Regions from separate parts of the Homo sapiens genome. Here regions 2 and 3 are each linked to region 1. Evidence: chromatin contacts called from ENCODE Hi-C data. All regions are on one chromosome and are shown on one strand. Each heading gives the region's core, a stretch centred on a gene start or an enhancer-like site at or near the end of the contact. The rest is flanking DNA. Distances are from core to core; before and after follow the strand shown.

The links. A loop is a pair of places that touch in the nucleus more often than their neighbours do. Pooled maps may share reads with other maps.
Region 2: a map of CD8-positive, alpha-beta T cell shows a loop between it and region 1 (11-fold over the local background). The contact joins the promoter of LYRM4-AS1 here to the promoter of WRNIP1 in region 1. A Hi-C loop is called at or near these places in 3 of 168 maps with a recorded cell type or tissue (CD8-positive, alpha-beta T cell and naive thymus-derived CD4-positive, alpha-beta T cell) and 11 of 50 pooled maps.
Region 3: a loop to region 1 is called in a map of B cell, with 18 times the contacts of the local background. The contact joins the promoter of CDYL here to the promoter of WRNIP1 in region 1. A Hi-C loop is called at or near these places in 5 of 168 maps with a recorded cell type or tissue (B cell, CD4-positive, alpha-beta T cell, CD8-positive, alpha-beta T cell and 2 more), 1 of 37 single-sample maps with no recorded cell type and 13 of 50 pooled maps.

What each region holds. Positions count from the first base shown.
Region 1 is chr6:2,763,428-2,767,108 of GRCh38, forward strand. It overlaps WRNIP1 (WRN helicase interacting protein 1), which reads left to right and starts at 1,966. Exons shown (of 7, transcript NM_020135.3): 1 at 1,966-3,017. The coding sequence starts at 2,196. It also overlaps a transcript of MYLK4 not described here. RefSeq lists enhancers at 531-1,410, 1,508-1,802 and silencers at 1,257-1,346, 1,727-1,776, 1,937-2,396, 2,567-2,886.
Region 2 is chr6:5,002,255-5,005,935 of GRCh38, forward strand. It overlaps LYRM4-AS1 (LYRM4 antisense RNA 1), which reads left to right and starts at 1,562. Exons shown (of 4, transcript NR_126015.1): 1 at 1,562-1,705. RPP40 (ribonuclease P/MRP subunit p40) reads right to left here and starts at 1,783. Exons shown (of 8, transcript NM_006638.4): 1 at 1,626-1,783. The coding sequence starts at 1,748. RefSeq lists silencers at 1,384-1,633, 1,764-1,893.
Region 3 is chr6:4,774,832-4,778,512 of GRCh38, forward strand. CDYL (chromodomain Y like) reads left to right here and starts at 1,573. Exons shown (of 7, transcript NM_004824.4): 1 at 1,573-1,976. The coding sequence starts at 1,953. CDYL-AS1 (CDYL antisense RNA 1) reads right to left here and starts at 595. Exons shown (of 2, transcript NR_183279.1): 1 at 441-595. RefSeq lists an enhancer at 264-917 and silencers at 725-1,354, 1,375-1,924.

The DNA.
Region 1 (3,681 bases), core at 716-3,215:
CAGTTGGGGGGAGGCTCAGGCATGGCAGGCCTGAGCCTTGCGCTGCGTGGAGGCAACTACGGCCTGGCGAGAAGTGCTGTCCCAAGTGCTAAGCTCCTCACCGTCCTGGGCCGGTGGTGCAGGCCGCTCCGAGCGCGAGGCTTATCTGAGCCTACTCCCACCCGGAACTCGCGCTGGCCCGCAAGCACCGCGCGCAGCCCCGGTTCCCGCCCGCGCCTCTCCCACCATACTTCCCCACAAGCTGAGGGAGCCAGCTCCGGCCTTGGCCCGCCCAGGAAAGAGCTCCCATAGTACAGCGGCAGGCTGAAGGGTTTCGCAACCACGGCCGGAGTGGACGCCAAGGCAGAGGAGGCGCTGAGAGCGAGCGAGGACTGAGAGGGCTGCCAGAATGCTGTCACCTCTCACTGCTGAGGGACAAATGAAAAAAAAAAGCTCACGGTCGGGCGCAGTGGCTCATGCCTGTAATCCCAGCACTTTGGGAGACCGAGGTGGGCGGATCACCTGAGGTCGGGAGTTCGAGGAAGAAACCCCGTCTGTACTAAAAATCCAAAAAAATTACCTGGGTGTGGTGGCGGACGCCCGTAATTCCAGCTACTCGAGAGGCTGAGACAGCAGAATCACTGGAACCCGGGAGGCGGAGGTTGCCGTGAGCTGAGATTGCGCCATTGCACTCCAGCCTGGACAAGAGTGAAACTGCGTCTCAAAAAAATAATGAAAGCTCACGATCCTCTTTTGGTAGTTTCACGTTACATGATGATTAAAGTTTAACTTGTTTCTCTAGCGTTTCTATTAATCTTATTTTTGAGCCTAACTTTTTTAGTTAGAAACAACTCTTAACCAGCCAGCCAGGCGTGGTGGCTCAGCCTGTAACCCCAGGACGACTCCAAAGGCTAAGGCGGAAGGGTCCCGGGCGCCCAGGAGTTCAAGGCTGTGAGCTCTGGTCGCGGCCCTGCACTCCAGCCTGGGCGACAGAACGAGTGAGACCCTCAATGTGCTCTTGCCCAGATGAAATAAAAATTCAAGTTTTGGCCAAATTTCGGAAAAGTCTTCATTCTCCCTCAATTCATTTACCTCTTCTAGTTACCAAAAATGCCTGTTTTGAGATACATGTTTTAAAACGGGAGACTTAGACAAAAGCAAAAAATAACATGGTAATTCATTCAAAGATGCAGACTACCACACTTGTTTTAATCTGATATTCTTTCCATTTCTATCCGTCTAGGACGTAATTGCACACGGGCGCCTCCCATCATTTGGTTGCTAAGGAGACAGAAGGCTGGTGTTTCCGATTTGCCACTATTACACAGCGGCCCGCGAGAAGCATCTCTTGGCTCGAAGCGCGCTGTAGGTGAACCGCCCTTGACTTAAACGCCAACACATCTAAAAGGGGGCGAGGGACGCTTTATTTTCATTTCCCTGACCACTACTGAGGTGAGCATTTCTTTCACTCGCGTACTTGTTTGTATTTTTTCTGCTGTTCACGTCCAATAGAACACTGGTTTTCTATTGGAGGCTTTTGGGTTTTTTCCCCCATTTCCCTTTCGTTACAAACGACCCGCTGCGGCCGCCTCCTGCTTGTCCCCACAGGCCCATTCAACAGCCCAGCACGGAAGGCCGGGAAAGCGGCGCTCGCCGCTCCAACAACCTCGCGCAGTCCGTGGCTCCTCCCTGCCCTCGCGCGACTCGCAGGCCTGGGCGGAGGGCTGCGTCCGCCACCGCGCAACCTCGCGCACGCGCACCACGCTCGCCTCGCAACCCCCCCCCCCGCCCCTCCCCCGCCCCCGCAAAGGCTGTTCTCAGAGTCGGAAATGGACGCACGGCAGCTGGGGCGAATGGCCGCGGACTACACTTCCCGAAGTGCCGCGCGAGGTATTCTCGGCGGTGATTGGGGCAAACGGCCACGGACTACACTTACTTACATGCCGCGCGAGGCGCCTCCGCCGCCGGGGCAAACGGCCACGAACTACACTTCCCGACACGCCGCGTGAGGCGCTGCCAGCGGCCGGCCGAGGGCGGGCGGACGCGGGAGCTGCGGACGTGAGGCATGAGCGGCGCCCTCCTCCGGCCCGCGAGCGTCCTGCTGGTTCCCCGAGCGAGGGTCTCGCGGCGCGGGGCCTAGCGGAGGGCATCGAAGGCCTCCGCGTGCGCACGGGTTGCTGCGGCCGCGCCGGGCGCCGGGGAGGGCGGCGGCCGCCATGGAGGTGAGCGGGCCGGAAGACGACCCCTTCCTTTCGCAGCTGCACCAGGTGCAGTGCCCCGTGTGCCAGCAGATGATGCCCGCCGCGCACATCAACTCGCACCTGGACCGCTGTCTGCTGCTCCACCCGGCGGGGCACGCGGAGCCCGCGGCCGGGTCGCACCGCGCCGGGGAGCGGGCCAAGGGGCCCTCGCCGCCCGGCGCCAAGAGGCGGCGGCTGTCGGAGAGCTCGGCGCTGAAGCAGCCAGCCACCCCGACGGCAGCCGAGAGCAGCGAGGGCGAGGGTGAGGAGGGCGACGACGGCGGCGAGACCGAGAGCCGCGAGAGCTACGACGCGCCGCCCACACCCAGCGGCGCCCGCCTTATCCCCGACTTCCCGGTGGCCCGCTCCAGCAGCCCCGGGAGGAAGGGGTCGGGGAAGAGGCCGGCGGCCGCCGCCGCGGCGGGGAGCGCGTCTCCGCGCAGCTGGGACGAGGCGGAGGCGCAGGAGGAGGAGGAGGCCGTGGGCGACGGCGATGGCGACGGGGACGCGGACGCGGACGGCGAGGACGACCCGGGGCACTGGGACGCGGACGCTGCCGAAGCCGCCACCGCCTTCGGGGCCAGTGGCGGGGGCCGCCCGCACCCCCGGGCGCTGGCTGCCGAGGAGATCCGACAGATGCTACAGGGCAAGCCGCTGGCCGACACGATGCGTCCTGACACGCTGCAGGATTACTTCGGGCAGAGCAAGGCCGTGGGCCAGGATACCCTGCTGCGCTCGCTCCTGGAGACCAACGAAATCCCCTCGCTTATCCTGTGGGGGCCGCCGGGCTGCGGCAAGGTGAGTGCGGCCTTGGCCGTTGGGCTTCCGTAGTTATCTCGGCGGTGGATGCAGCTGATGGTCGGAGAGCCGGGTGTGCTGCCCTCGAAAGAAGCCGCCTGCCTCTCCTGGATAAGGGGGTGCAGACTTGGGCTGGGCTGGGGCAGTGCCTGGTCCACAGGTGGAGTCTGTGATGGGTGTGAAAAGGGCACACACCCCCAGATTGGTAAGGCAGGCTTGCCGGGTTTGCAAAAGGACGATGTCTGTGAATCCATAGTTTTACAAGATGTGGACTCTTAGATTTGATCTGCCTTTATCTTCCATCGGTCTCCCCGCCCCCTCCCCAGACTTTGATTTAGTAACCGAATTCGCAAGGAATCAGCATGTTTAAATTGTAAAGAAACATTTGTATATTCCGTTTGTACATAATAACGGATTCAGCTTTGAAAAAAATCAAATTAATTCTGTTGTGCTTCCTTCCTTTTCCACTAGTTGTTGGTTTAACAGACTGGTATTTATTCTTAAGAATAAGTTTATTTAACATTCTTATATTCTTGAGAATATATTGATTTTACTAAATATACTCATGTATTTACAAAACTAACATAAAAACTTTTTCATCTGCAAGTCATTTTCATCCGGTATTTCCGTAACTTTTCTCATAATGCCTTGTACTCTAGAGAAG
Region 2 (3,681 bases), core at 312-2,811, 2.2 Mb after region 1:
TGTGTAATACAAACAAGGTCTTACTTCCATGAAGATGAACACCCAGGTTTTTAGGAATGAAACAAAATCATGAAAGTTGTTATTTCTCCACGAGTTTCACTGGAACATAAAAACACGGGCAACAAAACTCTTATGTTAACTTACCTATCTCAGGCAAAGAGAAATCTGACTACTTAAGTTTTTCATTTCTGCATTCAAACGTACAGTACAGGAAGGGGATTGAACAGAATACTTTTAATGGAAAACTCGTGCTTGCATTTAATCTTTTGCAAATTAGCAATGCTGTATATTTTATGTCCTGTTCCTTTCACTATTTTATTTTCAAGGAAATATAGTATAATTGAATATCCCTTGATTTGTTTACCCTGGTGTTATCCTGGAATGAAACAAACTATCTGTCGGGGCATAAGGAATTAATTTATGGACATCCAATTACTAAGAATCTATGTGCAAGCAATGGTGCTCCTGTATGTTTTCATTTTCGAGACAGAAAAATGCAACAGGCGAGTTAAAGTATACATCCCTGACTGCTGTGATGAGCTTGACATCCAAAATAGGTGTTAAAAACAGGGCAGGCTTCAAATGTTGCCACATTGTAAAAGTCATCACTGTCCCAAGGCTCAAACACCAGCCTGTTCTGACTGATCAGGTCACCACTTAACATCTCTGAAACACTGCTCAGTCAAACCTGAGTTATTAAGCTGATCCATTTAAAGTGTAAAATGTTTAATCCCCCATGATAAGGTTAGTTTCTTGAAGTCTCTCAGATATCAAATTAGTTCCAACAACCAATTTAGAAAATCAGTCGCTTCGGCCGGGCGCGGTGGCTCACGCCTGTAATCCCAGCACTTTGGGAGGCCGAGACGGGCGGATCACGAGGTCAGGAGATCGAGACCATCCTGGCTAACACGGTGAAACCTCGTCTCTACTAAAAATACAAAAATTAGCCGGGCGTGGTGGCGCGCGCCTGTAGACCCAGCTACACGGGAGGCTGAGGCAGGAGAATGGCGTGAACCCGGGAGGCGGAGCCTGCAGTGAGCCGAGATCGCGCCACTGCACTCCAGCCTGGGCGACAGAGCGAAACTCCGTCTAAAAAAAAAAAAAAAAAAAAAAGGAAAATCAGTCGCTTCCTGGGCCGAGCCTAGGCAGGATGCTCTGGTGAGATCCACAGGTACGCAGGTGGGAGAGGGATTCAAGCTGGGGAGGAGGCAGTGGTGGGGAGGAGGCGCGAGACCCGCCCTGATTTGGGGAAAAAGCGAGGTGCACGTGGCTGCCCCACAGCCTAACTCCCTGGTCCCGGCCCTGAACCTCGAATCCCTCCCTGGACTCACTCCCAGTTCGGCGGGTTGACACGAGTGAGCAGCCAGAACGCCCCTGACAACAGCTCCCTCCAGACTGGGTACCGCCCCCACGCCCGGCGCATCCTGGGAGTTGTAGTCCTGTAGCCCTGCAAGCCACTGGCTTAGAGCAGTTAAGAGACTACAACTCCCAGCAAGCCGGGCGAGGGCCCCGCCCCTCCGCGTACCGCCGGCGGCCCCGCCCCGCGAAGCCTAGCACTCTCCCCAAACCTCTCTCGCACGCGGGGACTGAGCACGGCCCGAAAAGCCGAGGACAGCCGGACTCACCCTGTAGTTATAGTAGTGCGTCTGCACAAGATGCCGGTGGCGCGACTTGTGGTTGCCGAAGTTGGATTTCTCGCAAACCAGTAAGTGCCGCGGCGCCTCCCGAAGCCGGCGCAGCGTGGCCATGCTCTCCTGGGTTCCTGGTCCTCCCGGCCTCCGCTGGCGGGGCACGCCCCGCCCCTTCCTCCCGCCCCGCCCCTTCCCTCCGGCCGCATACCCGCTGCTGTGCGCCCCTGGCGGCGGTGGAGTGGGGATGGCGGCGCTGGATTTCTGAGCAGTTCTTAGACTTCTTAGGAGCCCACGCAGCCGCTCTTTGGTGGATGTCTGAAGCTGTAAATTCACTGTCCCAGTGGCTGGGAACCTGGCTCTTGCCTTTTCAACGCCACTTTTCCTCCGTCCCCGCCATCCCTTGGAATTGCCCTAAACCCTCTCTGTGGGCCCCGCCTCGGAGCGCCCCTTGGACCCCAGCCTGGCGCCGGCGCATACCTCGGTCAGGCCCCTCAGAGGGACCGCTTCCTGCCACCGTTATAAAAGGAAAACATCGCATGGAAAGGCCCAGTTCCTTTAGTATATGGTCAAGAAATGTAGCCGCACAGTTAAGTAACCCCCTAAGCTGCTTTGGGGGCCACACCCAGCTGCTTTCTGACTTCTCACACTGTTTGGTTCACAGGACTCTGTTACCCATTGGGGACCTCTTGGCCATTATTAACACAGGCCAACAGGACTAAAAGTTTGTATCAGTCCTTCCCAAAACATTAGGGAAGGTTGTGCGGGAAGGTAAAGCACAATTTTTGCCTTACAATAGGACTCCTTTGAAACTACTATTGAGTTCCCTTTTAAATAGCCCTTCAGAACCGCTTTTAATAATGTGTTGTTTCTGGGGGTTAATAGTGATAATTCTCCTAAGTCATTTTTCCATTTCGTTTTTCTGTCACGGGCTTGGAGCGGTTAAGAGACTGCGGCTCCCAGCATGCGGTACGTTACTGATCAGGGCAAAATCAAGTATGTTACTACATGCTTCTCAAACTAGAGAGGCACAGCCCCAATTCTGCACTGGCAGGATACAAAACAGCAGAATATTGGTGATACATCTTCCTGGAACATCAGTTTTTCTATGAGATGTGGAAGAAATGGAATTAAGTAGTTTACAAGGTAAATAATTAAGAATTTAAAACTAAGCCAGTCACAGTGGGTCATGCCTGTAATCCCAGCACTTTGGGAGGCTGAGGTGGGAGGATCACTTGAGCTTAGGAGTTCAAGACCAGCCTGGGCAATATAGTGAGACCCCATCTCCAAAAATAAAAATAAAACTAAGACAAGGCTGGAAAGTCATCTGCCATTATAAACATCAGTAATCTGGCCGAGCACAGTGGCTCACGCCTGTAGTCCCAGCACTTTGGGAGGCTGAGGTGGGAGGATCACTTGAACTCAGAAGTTCACGACCACCCTGGACAATATAGTAAGACCCCATCTCAAAAAAAAAAATTAAAACTAAGACAAGGCCGGAAAGTCATCTGCCACTAAAAACATCGGTAATCTGGCTGAGTGCTGTGGCTCACGCCTGTAGTCCCAGCAATTTGGGAGGCCGAGGCGAGCAGATCGCCTGAGGTCAGGAGTTCAAGACCACCCTGGCCAACATGGTGAAACGCTTTCTACTAAAAATACAAAAATTAACAGGGTGTGGTGGCGCATGCCTGTAATCCCAGCTACTCAAGAGGCTGAGGCAGAAGAATCACTCGAACCTGGGAGGCAGAGGTTGCAGTGAGTCAAGATCTCGCCACTGCACTTCTAGGCTGGGCGACAGAGTGAGACTCTGTCTCAAAAAAAAAAAAAAAGTCAAAATGTAATCTATGACTGAAATGTCACATTTTCTTTCCAAGGAAAAACCTAATGAGAACCTGTTTCCCATTATTTTAAACAGCAGAATTATAAGGCGTGGCAAGTTAATTAAAAAAAACCCTACTAATTTCCTAGATCACAATATGGCAGCTAGATGTTTTATAAATAACAGCTACTAATAACATGTTAAGATGTAAAAGGCTTAAAGCATTGCTTCTTG
Region 3 (3,681 bases), core at 323-2,822, 2.0 Mb after region 1:
TTTGGCCCTGGAAGTCAGGAAGGCTATCCTTTTAAGGTGATCCCTGAGCTGGGAGTTTGTTTCAAACGGTGGGGACCGCAGGTAGAAGCACCGCTTAAGGGGAACGGCGATTCGACTCGCAGTGACTTAAGGGTTGGCGTGGTGCTTGTTCCTGGGCGTGGGGAGGACAGGAAACCGCGGGGTCTGTGAGACGCCCCGTGGTTGTTGAAACGCTGTTGGGGGGCACAAACGAATAGGGCTTTAGGAAGAAAACTGGTGGGAGGAGCCTTGTGGCTCCAAGGTAGGTTAGGAACTGGAGCGAGATGGAGCACGGAGGAGTGAGGCGGCCCGAAGGATGCCCGGGGAGACATGGAGGAACTGGCGAGGGCTTCCCGATGCAGGGCCTGGGGGAGAGGGTGAACTAATGCCTCTGCAGTGCCCCGTGGGGAAGTTCCGCATACTCGGCCAGAGTGATCGGAGTTGGCGGCTGTCTGGGGGAGTTGGGTCAGGAAGCCCCTTCTTTCGCCACCGATGGGGCACGTCCAGGGCCCGGCAGGTGTGCCCTGGCAGTAGATCTTCCCTGGGAAGTGGAGCGCGGGCCAGCCCTCGCTGTTCTGAGCGAGGGCCTGTCGTGTAGTCCACACCGTTCCGCGAAAGGAACCACCATTGACAGCCTCGTTCGATTAGAACCCGGACCTCCCTGGAATCCAGACTCGGTCCCTTCCCAGCTGCGCTTCGGAGGAGGCGGACGCTCCGAGAGGAACCCAGAGGCCTGGCGTGGGGGGAGCTGCGGGCAGAGCGGAGGCAGCCGCGCCCTCGCGCCGCCCTCCGCCGCGCCCGGCTCCCGCCCCCCGGATCCCACCCCCGGCCTGCCGCGGAGCCAGCGTGCCAGCCGGAGCTCGCCGGGCCACCCCGCGGGGCGCGCGGCCCGGGCTCCGGGTCTTGGCGGCGGCCGGTGGGGCGGGCATGGGGTGGGGTGGGTGCTCCACCTGGCCACGCCGCCGGCCCTTCGCGGGCTGGCCCGGCCCCGGACGGGCGGGCGCACGGAGGCCGCCTCTTGGGCTCCTCCTGGAGGGAGGCGCGCGGTAGACGGCGCGGCCGCTGCCGTCGGGGCGGTGGGCTCCAGACGCGGGCCGGCTCGCTCGCATGGTTCCCTGCCCCATCTCGGGTCCGTCGCTGCCCGTCCTGGTGTGCACAACCGCGCTGCGCCTCGAACCTCGAGGTCCAGGTCCCGCCTGCCCTGGGCCGGGCCGCAAGCGCCCACGTCGAGGCGGGCTGGGGGGCGGTGCCGCGGGCCAGGCCGACCCCGCAAGCGGGACTGGGGAAGTCGGAGCCCCGCCCACCACCCCGCCCCCCGCGCTCGCGGCCCCGCCCCCGACTGCCCCGCTCCTCCCCTTCCTGCCGGCTCGCTCCCGGCCCCGCCGGCCGCCCGCCTCGGCCCCGAGCGGAGCCCACTGCTCCCCTCGGCTGCCCCGCCCCGCCGCCGCCCCGCCCCTCCCGCGCGGGCGGCCCGAAAACCCGGAGCGCGGGAGCGCGGCTCCGCAGGGCCGGGCGGCCGCACTGGGCATGCTCAGTAGCCGGGGCAGGTTTTTTGGTCGCAAGTAGGAAGCTTTCTGCACTACACCGGAGAGGGGAGCCGCGATCCGGCCGCGCCGCCCGCACGCCGCCGCGCCCGCCCCAGCCCGCCCGGCCCCGCGGCGGGGCGCGATGAGCCCGAGCGCGAGCCGGCCCGCCGGGGAGTGAGCGCGGGGCGCCCAGGGCGCGTTGCGTAGCTGCTCCTGCGCACAACCCCGCCGCGCCGCCGGCCCGCACTGGCCGCGGAGTGCAAGAGGCTCGTCCGTGCCCAGCGCCCGGCCGGCCGCGGGAGCAGGAAGCGCAGGCCACGCAGGACCCAACTGAAACAAAGTGTCGGCCGCCCGGCGCCGGCGCCCGCCCCGACCCTGCCCCTCCCGCCCGCAACTCCGCCGCCCACCATGGCTTCCGAGGAGCTGTACGAGGTACCTCCCCTCCCCCCGGCCTCGGGCCGCCCCCCGCCCGCCGCCCCTCCCGGCCCGGCCGCGCCGCCCGACGGCCCCGCTCGCCGCCCGCGCCCGCCGCGTCCCCTCCCCCGCCGCGGCCGCAGTTTGCTGGACGGGAAATGTGTGTGAGGGGAGCCCGAGCCTCCGTTCCGAGGGGCCCCGGCCGGGGGGTCCTGAAGTTGCCGGGCGTGGGGTGGGGGGGGGGGTCCCAGCCGTGGGGAAGTGGTGCTGACACAAGTGACTTGCTCGGACTGAGCTCAAAGTGCTCTTGGCGTGGGTCGTGGAAGTGGTGCCTCCGTTGCCGCTCGGCGGGGACCGTGGGCGGTACGGGGGGTGGGGTGTGGGGGGGTTTCTGGATCATTTGATAAAGCATTTGGGAGAGGGTTTTGCCCCTGGTCGGGGGGTGGCGGGGAGAAGACCGGTGCAAACGCTTTCGACTTTGCTGTTCGCCAAAGCGATGCAAAATCTCGCACCGAAAATGCTAAACGTTGACCACATGCTTTAATTAGGTTAGCATTGTGGCCAGAGCCAGGAAATTTAAATTTAACGCTGATACACCGTCATTCATTTGCGCCGCAGCGTTGCAAATGAGAAGGGCATAGCCAGAACTGTAAGTTCTGGTCGATGGGTTTAAACCAGCTTCAAGTTTGAGAGTTACCAATTTGGATCTTTAGACATGTTTTGTATGTCTCCATGTAACTTCTTTTGACGTATTTCAAAGTAGACTTCCTGGGAGTACAGAAGTTTGGAAGGCTTTCTGTTCTTCTGGATAAATGATTCTCTTGTTTCACATGTATTTATAAATAAGTTCCTAAGAGACTTAAAACTTGCGAAGACTCTCTAGACTCACCTTTATGATGCGTTTAGGGACCTGGGTGTTGAGGGACTTAAGGAAGCATCTGTAACAAGTAGAGCCCTGTGGCCCCAGGGATCCTTTCAGTTGTCTTCTCTTATGGGCGTATTATTGCTGTTGGCATAGAATAGAGCTTTGTTGTCTGCGATGTTAGTCTTCTAGCAACTTTTTTGTTGCTTTTTAAGAGCAAGTGTTTGCAGAAGTTCTCAGGAGGAAGCTGCCATCTGTAGAATTAAGGGTAAGGTTGTTGCTTCTCCTTACATTGTATGTGGTCAGTATACCTTAGCTGGTACTGAAAATGTTCCATTCTTTTCAACCATTTTACACATTAGCTGTGCCCCGCTGTATTCAGGATACTATTTTAGGTCATTTGGGGATGTAAAAGAAGAAAAATCTCCCTGTTCTCAGGAGCTTTCCTTCTAGGAAGGAAAGTGTTGTGTGTCTGGAAGACACAGAAATGGAGGCTAGGATGTTTGAGGTTGAGGTCTTCCAGGTGAAGTCTGTACAGGGGGAAGTACATAGCATGAGGGTATGGGGGATTTTAGTTTCTACATTAGATCATTCTTTGGTTGTTTAGTCATGAGTGTTCACTCTTGGCATTTGCTTTTATGAGTATGATTACATAATCAGTTCCATCAGTGGATGAGAGTAGCACCTTATACGTAAGTTGTATCCTATGTGTGTAAGAATGATTCTGAAGACAGCACATTTCCCATTAGTATATTATGAACTAAGTTTAGTTCCTTCTGTGCTTATTCTATATCTTCAGGTTTCTGTTCCTAACAGAAGTTATTAATGAGTAACATTTTGTACTAAGTTTGTGTTCATTTA